2 separate regions of the Homo sapiens genome follow, and region 2 is linked to region 1. The links are chromatin contacts, found by Hi-C or POLR2A ChIA-PET in ENCODE. All regions are on one chromosome and are shown on one strand. Each heading gives the region's core, a stretch centred on a gene start or an enhancer-like site at or near the end of the contact. The rest is flanking DNA. Distances are from core to core; before and after follow the strand shown.

Evidence for each region. A loop is a pair of places that touch in the nucleus more often than their neighbours do. ChIA-PET counts read pairs that join two places held with the same protein, here RNA polymerase II (POLR2A). Pooled maps may share reads with other maps.
Region 2: a loop to region 1 is called in a pooled map, with 2.0 times the contacts of the local background. The contact joins the promoter of BCL2L10 here to the enhancer-like site in region 1. A Hi-C loop is called at or near these places in 3 of 168 maps with a recorded cell type or tissue (Caco-2, GM12878 and dorsolateral prefrontal cortex) and 1 of 50 pooled maps. POLR2A ChIA-PET finds 5 or more read pairs at or near these places in 9 of 52 experiments (AG04449, GM12878, HEK293 and 6 more).

The regions. Positions count from the first base shown.
Region 1 is chr15:52,066,212-52,071,689 of GRCh38, forward strand. The region is part of intron 1 of LOC112268150 (a long non-coding RNA gene); the gene reads right to left. MAPK6 (mitogen-activated protein kinase 6) reads left to right here. Exons shown (of 6, transcript NM_002748.4): 6 at 1-1,164. Among named protein-coding and RNA genes, the nearest start is that of BCL2L10, 44 kb to the right of the region's middle. Within about 2 kb of position 3,465, at least 3 of the 41 ENCODE cell types and tissues checked have a DNase peak (open chromatin) inside an H3K27ac peak, as active enhancers do.
Region 2 is chr15:52,110,452-52,115,929 of GRCh38, forward strand. BCL2L10 (BCL2 like 10) reads right to left here and starts at 2,324. Exons shown (of 2, transcript NM_020396.4): 1 at 1,787-2,324. The coding sequence starts at 2,275. GNB5 (G protein subunit beta 5) reads right to left here. Exons shown (of 13, transcript NM_016194.4): 13 at 4,649-5,478. RefSeq lists an enhancer at 1-2 and a silencer at 2,171-2,330.

The DNA of each region.
Region 1 (5,478 bases), core at 2,215-4,714:
TTTGGTTATCCTGTTTGAAGAAAAAGGACAAATAAAACATGGCCAGCAAATACAGCTCCTGTTTCACTCTTGGGTTAATGAAAATTTTCTGCTAGAATGAAAATTACTACCAGAATCACTTTGAATTATGGCCATAAATTGCTAGTCTGAAAGGCTGAGAAGGTTCAAGTCTTTTGACTTAAACCATCACATATTAGAATGGAATAAAGCTTTATAATATTTCAAAACTGTTAGGTAAAATGTGTAGTTGAAACTTTGAACTGTGCAGTCAGAAAACTTGAGATTTGCTCTGTAATACATCTTTGCGTAAGAACTTACCCTTTTACCTATCCAGCTACAAAACCATCCTCTTCACCTCACTTTTCTTTCATCCTTGTTTTGTACAACACCAATTCTATTAATATCTGCCCACCTACCTTCTCAACAACTCCATCCTCTTCACCTCACTTTTCTTTCATCCTTGTTTTGTACAACACCAATTCTATTAATATCTGCCCACCTACCTTCTCAACAACTGACTTCATCTGGATTCACAAAGCCATATATATACACGTGTGTGTGTGTGTGTGTGTGTGTGTGTGTATATATATTCATTTATTTATTTTCTGGTTGAATACTGTCACGTTATTAATTTAAACATACTCAAATTACCTTAAGAGGACAAGCTCTGAAGTGCAGTCATGAGAATTGATTTGTGGGGAAAAAAAAAATGGGACACTTTTAGTTGGAGCTGGGTGGGGTGACAAGTGCAGAGGCTTTGAGTGTCATGAGAGCATCAGACAGGATGTAAAGGAAGCAACGGGCAGCAGACATTGGTCCCTGATCCTCCATTATAACCAATTTTTTGCAAACGTATGTTGATTTTGAGAATAATTAGCTTTGACTCTAAAATGCTGTCTTCCCTGAAGGAGACCTAGGATTTTTCTTACTGGGAAACTTGGCTCCTGGACTTAATCCACATTCGTTAAACTGTCACCTTGGCAGTTTAGTGGCCATCTACACAATGATCTGACTTGTTGGCATTAAAAAGTCCAAACATAGTCATCAAAGGAAGAAGAAAGTAAAACTGAAACCCCTTATATAAAATATGCTTGCTTTAGGGTGACCCAGGCTGAGTACTAAGTTGTAAAGTCAATTTCCAATAAAAATTTTATGTGCCAATTACTTTGTCTCCACTTGCAATCAAAGTATCTTTATAGGGTAATGAAGATGAAATACTCCAAGAGGCAAAGTCTTTCTTTCTCTGCCACCCAGGCTGAAGTGCAGTGGTGTGATCACAGCTCACTGCAACCTTGAACCTAGGCTCAAGTGATCCTCCCACCTCAACCTCTTGAGTACCTAGGAGTAGCTGGCACCTTTGTTAAAGATCATTTGACCATATAGATGAGAATTTATTTCTGGGTTCTCTACTCTGTCTCTTGTCACAGTTTTTGACTGTTTTTTTCCTTTGAGACAGGGTCTTACTCTCTGGCCCAGGCTGCAGTACAGTGACATGATCATAGCTCACTGCAACCTTGACTTCCCAGGCTCAGGCAATCCTGCCTCAGCCTCCTGAGTAGCTGGAGCCACAGGCATGAATCAACATGCCCAGCTAGTTTTTACATTTTTTATAGTACTTTTAAAATTTGTTTATAGAGACAGGGTCTCCCCCATGTCACCCAGGCTGGTCTTGAACCCCTGGGCTCAAGCAATCTTCCTCAGCCTCCCAATGTGCTGGAATTACAGGTGTGAGCCATTGTGCCTGGCGGTAAAGCATTTTTTTCTGACATGAGTATGGCCACCCCTGCTCTATTTTATCATTTGCCTGATAGCTTTAGTTTTAATTGCTACACCACAACGTATTTCTTAAATGACATCTTCCAAAATTTTGCTTCTACCAACATCTTTGCAGTGAGAATTCTTGTGAACATGTGTAAGAGTGTCTTTAGGGCAGATACATAGGAGTAGAGTTGCTACATATCTTCAAGTCTATGAAGATGCCATGTCCCTGTCCAAAAGTGATTGTACTGACTCACATTCCTGCCAGCAATGCACAAGAGTTCTTATTCATCCACATGCCTCCAAGCAAGAAACCAAGTTTCTTCCATTGAATTAATCCTACCAGCTTTGCAATGTTCAGTTTACAGTAGGAATCAGGATTTCTAATTCCAAACAACTGCATGGCTGGAAATCATGACTACACCTTAGGGATCCTTAAGTAGCCACTTCAATGTGAGATTGCCTTGTTTCTCATTTCCTATTGCTCCAGCCACTGCAGCTTGGGAACAGAGGCTTTAAATCTTAAAGGCTGAGCCAATTATGTCATTACACTGGGGTCCATACCTAAGGAGAAGTAGATCATGAATCAAATCGGGTTTTCAAATAAAATCCAAGCAAACATCACCTTTGCTTCTCAGTTAAGACACCTGCATAGTATTGGTTATGAAATTATTTGCAAGCACTGTTTTCCATTTGATACTTTGGTGTGTTTTATATAGAGCACATTTAGTTAGTGATCTAGTCAGCAAGTGGACCGTTGTCTGAACCGCTGACCTGCTCCCAGCCTTTTCAGTACCTGTTTACTATTGAATTAAAAATCAATAGAAGCTCTACCCTAAGTAGGTTCATCATGTATGGCATATTAATCAATTGCAGTTTTACCTGATGCCTCTCCATGTGAGCATTGTTTATCATTCAGATCCTAGTACCTTCTGAGTAGAGAAGAAAGAAGATTGAACCGGAAATCAGGAGATCTGAGTTCTGGACCCAGTTTTACCACTGACTCTCTGTCATTTGGGTGTCACGATCTTGGTGAGCCTAAGTTCCTTATTCAACTAGAAATGCGTATTACTCGATACTGACCTGGAACAACTTCTGAACCAGACACTGTCTTACTCAATTCTAACCCATTATAATAGCACAGCGATTAGCTCTTGCCAGGATGTGCTTGCTTATAGATCTTATTTCTATAATATCTTTATTGAACTGGCTGCATTAAATGTGCCTTTTAAGCAGATTGAGAATGAAATTTTGTGTTCAGTGCACGTTTACCAGTTGACAGGTAGAGGAAAAGGCAAAAGTATTAGAACTCCAGGGTTGTTTGCCTTTGAAAGAGCAGTGTAAACTCACTAAGCTCTTTCCTGTAGGATCTAGGGCAGTCTCCTTAATTAAGCCAGGTGAAGAGAAGGATCTTTGTGAGCTCTTTCAACATAGATTCCAACATCTATGTAACAAATATCTTACAGAAGGGAAGGGTGTTTGATCATCCACGTTAGAGCACTGTTTCAGTTATAATGCAGAGCTCTAACAAAGAAACTCCACTGGATTCGCATGTTTATCTTAGTATAATACAGTGGTAGTGTTACAAACCTAGCTAAGCAGAATACTGACTTTCCATTACAATTGTCAGCCTCTGCATCATCTTGCTTAATTAGGTCTTAGTGCTGTTGTAGCTGGGTGAGTGGGAACGCCGGTGCCAGATTTGAGATGCTGCTCCCAGTCTCCTGGTTCAAAGTCCAGTCCAAGCCTGTTTCTTCATGCCCAATGTAAACCACAAACTTGGATCCACGTCTGTACATTTAGACTCTGCTTCCACCCGGACTTACCAATCCCACACCCTCCTGACTTGAACCTCTGAGGCAACCTCAGCTGCCAGCTGGGACATTGAACCTTGCATGCAGCATTGCATAGTGTTTAGGCACACATGCTTCGGAGTCAGATCAAATCAAAGCTTAAAACTGTTCTTCTGCTTACAAGCCTTGTGGCCTTGTAGAGGTTATTCAACCTTTTGATTTTCCTCATTTGTCAAGTAGAGCTAATGATACCTAATTCGTAGAGTTGTAAGAATTTAATGAGATACTGTACACAAAGCCTTTTTAGCATGATGCCTGGTACTTAATAAATCACCATTGCCCTTGTCCTGTTTGAATTACTGCCCATGCCACCCAAATTGTACTGAACACTGGATTCTGACCTTGACGCTGCCTTCAGTATTGCATTCTCCTATCAATCTAAACTTCTGGCCTTGACCTACAGATGGCTTCTTGCTCTAGCCATAGTGCCCACCAGCTCTATCCAACTTTTGGCTCCAGCTTCTGGTCCTTTCTCACCAGTCAAACCATTGCCCAAACAAATTAAGTGTAGCAGCTCTCAGACTCCAAAAGACTAGACTGAGCCCATGAGTCTGCAATTGCTTCCCCCACCCCACCCCCCAGAACAAGCATCTTCATTTAGAAGCCAAAAGCCTTGGAGTCATCTTAGACTCCTTTCTCTGAAAACTCACATCCAATCCATCAGTGAATCCCATGGCCATATCCAGAATCTGACCACTTTTCACCATCTCTATCGCTGCCTTGTGATCCAGTCCACCATCCCAGTCTGCTGGACCATGCCAATAGCCTCCTAACTGGCCACCATGCAGTTTATGGTCAGTACAGCAGAGTCATCCTTGTAAGTCCTAAGTCAAACCACATCACTCCTCTAGTTTCTCAAAATTTGAATGACTCCCCCTCCTGAGGGTAAATATCAATGTCTTTACCGAGGCTCACAGGCACCTCTCCACTGCCCCCTCCTGCGCTTGCATGGCTTCAACAGCACTGGGCCACAGTTGCTCCCACCTTAGGGTTTCTTACATGTTCTTCTGGCTGCCTCGAAAGCTCTTGGCCCAGAGAGCTGCATCACTCCCTCCCTCCCTCATTAGAAGTTTTTGTTCAAGGTCAGGAGATCGAGACCATCCTGGCTAACACGGTGAAACCCCATCTCTACCAAAAAGTTAGCTGGGCGTGGTGGCGGGCGCCTGTAGTCCCAGCTGCTCGGGATGCTGAGGCAGGAGAATGGCGTGAACCCAGGAGGCAGAGCTTGCAGTGAGCAGAGATAGCGCCATTGCACTCCAGCCTGGGCGATAGAGTGAGACTCCATCTCAAAAAAAAAAAAAAAAAAAAAAAGTTTTTGCTCAAATGTCACTTTATCACAGAGGCTGTGCCTGACCAGCGCATATAAAATAGCATGCATCCCATCACTCATATGCCCCTGCCCCGCTTGATTTTGCCTTCCAGCACATAACCACTGATGTGATATATCTTTATTTACAGATTGTCTTCCCCTGTTAGAATATAAGCTTCTTGAAGCAGGAACTTTGGCTCTATCCCCAGCCCCTGACACAGGGTGTGGGACATGGTGAGCACACTGTGTTTACTGAATGAAGGCATGAAGGAAACTAATGCTGACTGTCTCGTTTGTAAATTCCCTCTGGAATGATGGTGCTCTGGAACAGTGAAGCTCTGTAGATAGGGCTGGGGTTTGCTTATTAGTTTTTGGGTTATAGTATTCGTAGTTCTCCAACTTTGTGTAATTTGCAAAGGGTTATCTAACTTTGGGATTCCTTAGATGTCACTCTCCTGAACCAGCAAGCTCCAAGTTGCAATCCCAAGAGCAGTTAGAAATTCTCGGAATATGTAAGGCTGGTTGGGCTGGTTTATTATCCTTAATTGCATTGTCGCG
Region 2 (5,478 bases), core at 1,074-3,573, 43 kb after region 1:
AGACAGAGTTTCGCTCTTGGTGCCCAGGCTGGAGTGCAATGGCAAGATCTCAACTCACTGCAATCTCCACCTCCTGGGTTCAAGCGATTCTCCTGGCTCAGCCTCCCTAGTAGCTGGGATTACATGCACCTGCCACCGTGCTTGGCTAATTTTGTATTTTTAGTAGAGAGGGGGTTTCACCATGTTGGTCAGGCTAGTCTTGAACTCCTGGCCTCAGGTGATCCACCTGCCTTGGCCTCCCAAAGTGCTGGGATTACAGGTGCGAGCCACTGCACCCAGCCAAGAATTTCAGCTCCTTGGTGTTAAGAGATTATTCTTTCATCAACAGTGATTAGCCAAAAACAACAAAAAAAGGCTTCAACGGCCCCTTTCCAATTCTAATCTCTTCTTCAGGTACAGAGAGCCCGGAGGGGCCAGATGCCGTATTGAGACAGGGCTCAGGTGAGGCTCTTAGGCACGCAGCTGAAGGGAGTTCACCGGCCCAGAGGGTTGAAGACCAACACTAACATTATGAACAAGGCAGGAGTTCCTGCTAACACACCTCCCACTCCCTTTCCCTTCTCAGATAGAACCCAACTTGTCACTATAGAAAGTCTAAATGGGGGCCAGGTGAGGTGGCTCACGTCTGTAATCCCAGAACTTTGGGAGGCTGAGGTAGACAGATCACGAGATCAAGAGATCGAGATCTTGGCCAACATGGTGAAAGCCCATCTCTACTGAAAACACACACACACACACACACACACACACACACACACACACACACAGTTAGCCAGGCTTGGTGGGGCGCGCCTGTAGTCCCAGCTACTCCGGAGGCTGAGACAGGAGAATCCTTGAACCCGGGAGGCAGAGGTTGCAGTGAGCTGGGATCCACCACCGCACTCCAGCCTGGCCACAGAGCGAGACTCCGCCTCAAAGAAAAAAAGAAAAAGGTCTAAATGGAAACTGCCCCCAGGAGGCTACATTTCGGATCAAAAAACTTGCTGGTTTTAATAGTTTGGCTATAGGTATCCGATAACATGGGCCACTTCAGTCATTGAATCAACGCCAATAAGGTGGTGGGGAAAGAAATGGGGTCTAGCTCAGAGCCCCCAGAGGCATGCAGTGGGCTCATCACCAGGTGGCTTTCCTTGATCATCAGCTGCAGGGCAAGGGCCTGTCCCTCTAACCTTGACCACAGAGATGAAGGCTTGCAGCTGAAAGCCAGGGGCCTAGAACGTTCTCACCGAGGACTGGGTGCAGAGGACTAGAAATTAAGGAACCTTGGGTCAGCGCCACCACTGGGCGACCACCACACTCCACAACCTCTCTGGCCAGGCTGAGAGGCGTAGGGGGTTGTGATCAATGGGTCTGAGTCTCTCCAAAGGCGCATTTAATAGGCGAAGGAGAAAAACACCCCACCTGGCTGGGGCCCCGCCATTGCTGACTTCATTGGTTGGGGATTTCTATAGGAGCAAAACGTTCAGACCTAACGTGGGTGCCCCCCTAAAAGTCCCCGACGGCTAAGGCCAGGGCAAGGTCCAAGTGAGCAGACCTAAGCCTGCGCAGCTGCTTCGGAACGGTTCACGGCCGTCTAAGAAGGCCGATTTCTGCCGGCCTTTCTGCCAGGGGAGGAGAAACCCCAGACTTCACAGCGAACGTTCCAGGCCCGCTGAAACGAGCCTTTCTGCTTTCACGAAACCTCGTTCCAGGGGCCTGGCGCGGTGGGTTCCTCACCGTGCCAGCCTCGTGGGCGCTTCCCGGCTGCCCGTCCCGCCCCGTGTCCCGGTGTCCGCCGCGTGCTCACCCAGCCGCCCTGAGCCTGCAGCCAGGCGCGGTGCTGCCCCATGAGCCGCGAGCTCAGCAAGGCCACCAGGCGCTGGCAGTCCCGGGCGACGTCGCCCTCCTGCTCCTTTAGCCGCGGCTGGAAGCCCCACTTCTTCCACCGGGCGGTCACCAGCGGCCCTCTCTCCAGCAGCGTCCCTGCGAAGGTCACGAGCGTCACCACTCTGCCCCAGGTGGGGCCGGGGCTGTCGGAGAGCACGGAATCCGCCATCAGCGCCACCAGCTCGAAGCGGTTCCCGGGGTAGCCGAGGTAGGCGGAGAAAAAGGACCGGTGAATCTGCCGTAACCTGGCGGCCGCGGAGCGCAGCACGGCGGCCTCGGGCGTGGATGGCGCCGGCTCGGGGGTGCCGGGTTCCCGGGCGCAGTACCCCAGGTAGTCGGCCAGCAACAGCTCGGTGCGCTCCCGCAGCGGGTCGGCCATGGTGGTGCGCTCCCGCAACTGGTCAACCATGGTCCGGCCTCTGCTGGGGGGCCGGGCCTTCGCTGGTTTTCTTGGCCCGGCCGCGCCTCCCCCAGGGTAGGGCTGCCGTGCCCCGCCCCGGCCCCCGGCCCCCGGCCCCCGGTATATTGTTTTTCAGGACTGAGAGAAGAGCCTTTGATGGGAATCCCACCTGCACCTGTTCCAGTCCCCAAGGCAAGGCCTGGTGGTGCGCACGTGTTCGCGTAGCAATCAGATGCACTGTGAGACTCGGGTTATTTAGCTCCAGTGGCGCGATCTTGGTTCACTGCAAGCTCCGCCTCCCAGGTTCACACCGTTCTCCTGCCTCAGCCTCCCGAGTAGCTGGGACTACAGGCGCCCGCCACCATACCTGGCTAATTTTTTTGGATTGTTTAGTGGAAACGGGGTTTCACCGTGTTAGCCGGGATGGTCTCGATCTCCTGACCTCGTGATCCGCCCGCCTCTGCCTCCCAAAGTGCTGGGATTATAGGCGTGAGCCACCGCGCCCGGCCATCTAATATTTATATTAAACTTTCTCAGTTCATATTACTCCGTGGCTTCTTTCTCCTGATTGGATCCAGACTGATGCAGAATGGATACTAGCAGTGGTATTTCTGGGGGTTCAGGGGTCTGGAGCATGTTGAAATAGCCCTCCCAGGGTGAAAGATGAGTTGCTGCATCTTGCATCACTACAAAAGAGGCACGGCACTTGGCAGCTGTCTTAGTCTGTCCAGGCGGCTATAGCAGAATGCCATAGACTGGGTGACTTATAAATAAAGGCATTTATTTCTCACAGTTTTGTTGGCTAAAAAGTCCAAGGTTGAGGCCCTGGCAGGTTCTGTGTCTTGTAAGGACCTGCTTCCTGGTTCATAGACAACAGGCTTCTTGCTGTGTCCTCACATTGCAGTAGGTGTGGAGTAGCTTTCCGGGGTCTCTTTTATAAGGACAATAATCTCATTCGTGAGGGCTCCACCTTTGTGATCTAATACCTCCCAAAGGCCCCATCTCTGAATACCATCACACTGGGGGTTAGGATTTCAACATATGAATTTTGGGGGACACAGCCTGGAACAGTAAGCCATTTTGGACTTTGAAGGCAACATATACTGTGTTTGTGCTATTTCAACCCAATTGACAGGCTGGTGGATTGAGGAGCAGAATAAGAGAAGACTCTGCAGAAGGTTCAGGCTGCAGTAAAGCTGCCCTACCACTTGGGTCTTGTGATCCAACAGATCCAGTGGGACTTTGTCCAACAGGGATGCTGTATGGAGCCTCTGGCAAGCACTGACAGGAGAGAGTACAGACCTCTAGAATTCTAAAGTAAATCTAGAACCTCTTCTGAAGATAACTACTCTCCTTCTGAGAAGCAGGTTCTGCCTTGCTACTAGGCCTTGATAGAGGCAGAATGCCTGACCATGAAGCTTGAGCTCCCATCATGAACTGGATGTCATCTGACCTACGTAGCCATAAAATTGGATGTATACAGCAGCCACCTATCATCAAATGGAAATGGTGTATTAGAAACAGCCCAGGCAGGTTCAGAAGGTATAAGTAAATTGTATGAGCAGGCGGCTCAGACTCTTCCAACATCAACTCCTGTTGCTTTGCCTCCTCTCCCTCATTCTACAACTATGGCTTCTTGGGATGCTGCCTATGTCCAGTTGACTGAGGGAGAAAAACCTCCAGCCTGGATTATAGATGGGTCTGTATGATGTGCTGGTACCACATGAAAGAGAACAGCTGCAGTATTCACTCACACTCACTCAGGGGTGACTGTGAAGGGCAGTGGTGAAGGAGAATCCTTCCAGTGAGCAGAAACTCAAGGCTGTCCACTATGTCTGGAGTGAGAGATGGCCAGAATACAGACCTAAATTGATTCATGGACAGTCGCTGATGGTTTAGCTGGATGGTCAGGGCCTTAAAAAGAACAGGACTGGAAGATTGGTGACAAGAAAATCTTGGAAAGAGATATGTGGCTGAATCCCTCCGAATGGGCAGACTGAAGATATCTGCATCTCACCTGAATGCCCACCAAAGGGCATCCACTGCAGAGAAGACCCTGAATCAGATGGACAGAATTACATGCTCTGTGGCTGTCAGCCAGCCTCTCTATGCAGCTGCTGTGGTGTCTGCTCAACGGGCCGATGAACAAAGAGCTCTTGGCAGCAGGGACAGAGGATATGTATGGGTCCAACAACATGGAATTCTCCCTCCAAAGGCTGAGCTGGCTGGTGCTTCTGCTGAGTGCCTAATCTGCCAAAGCAAATGATTTCTTACAGTGAACTAAATAAGTGTTGTTAGAATATAAATTTCTGTACATCAAATTCCCATTTGAACTGGTTTTGACGTCTTACTGGTTTCCTTATTAATCAGTGAGTTAAAAGCTTGGATACATGTTCATGTTTTATTTGCAAGACAGTCATGATTTTACCTTTTTGTACATTAAACTTTAGCAGCAAGAACATTGTTTTCTCTTAGATTTGCAGTAGCTTTGGGGTAAATGATAAATCCTCTGGAACTGCCATTGGTAACTCAACAATGATGAAAAGAACTAAACAACAAATGAATAAATTAACCTCAACATAGAATTTCCAGTCCACACAATATGAGGCAGTTTGTAATAAGACTCGGTGAAAATCCTGTCTCTGCAACTTGGAAGCTGTGCAGCTATGGGCAAGTTATTCAACTCTCCTAACCTCAATCTCCCCATCTAAAAATGGGGCATCACGGGGCTGTCACAAGGATTACATGAATCGGTATATACAAAGTGCTTAGCACAGTACCTGGCACACAGTAAAAGGTTGTCACTCCACAGAAACTTTTATTTGTAAATGGTAAATCCTCTGGCAACGGTGACTATGCTCACTTGCCCCATTATCAGCCAAAACCAAAATGTGACAATATTGGTCTTACCTATGTGGTTTCTGTTTTATTGAGAATAGCTAGTGACTGCTTATTATTTTTTCCACGTTTTAAGTAACAGCTTTATTGAGATGTAATTCATATACCAAAAAATTCACCCTCTTACAGTCCAGTGGTTTTTAGTCTATTCACAGAATTGTGCAATCACCACCATCTAATTCAGTTCCCCCCGGAGAAACTCAGTGCCCACTAACCGTCACTCCTCACCCTAGCCCTAAGTGACCACCAATCTGCTTTTTGTCTTTATGAGTTTGCTTATTAGGACCTTTCATATACATGGAATCCTACAACAT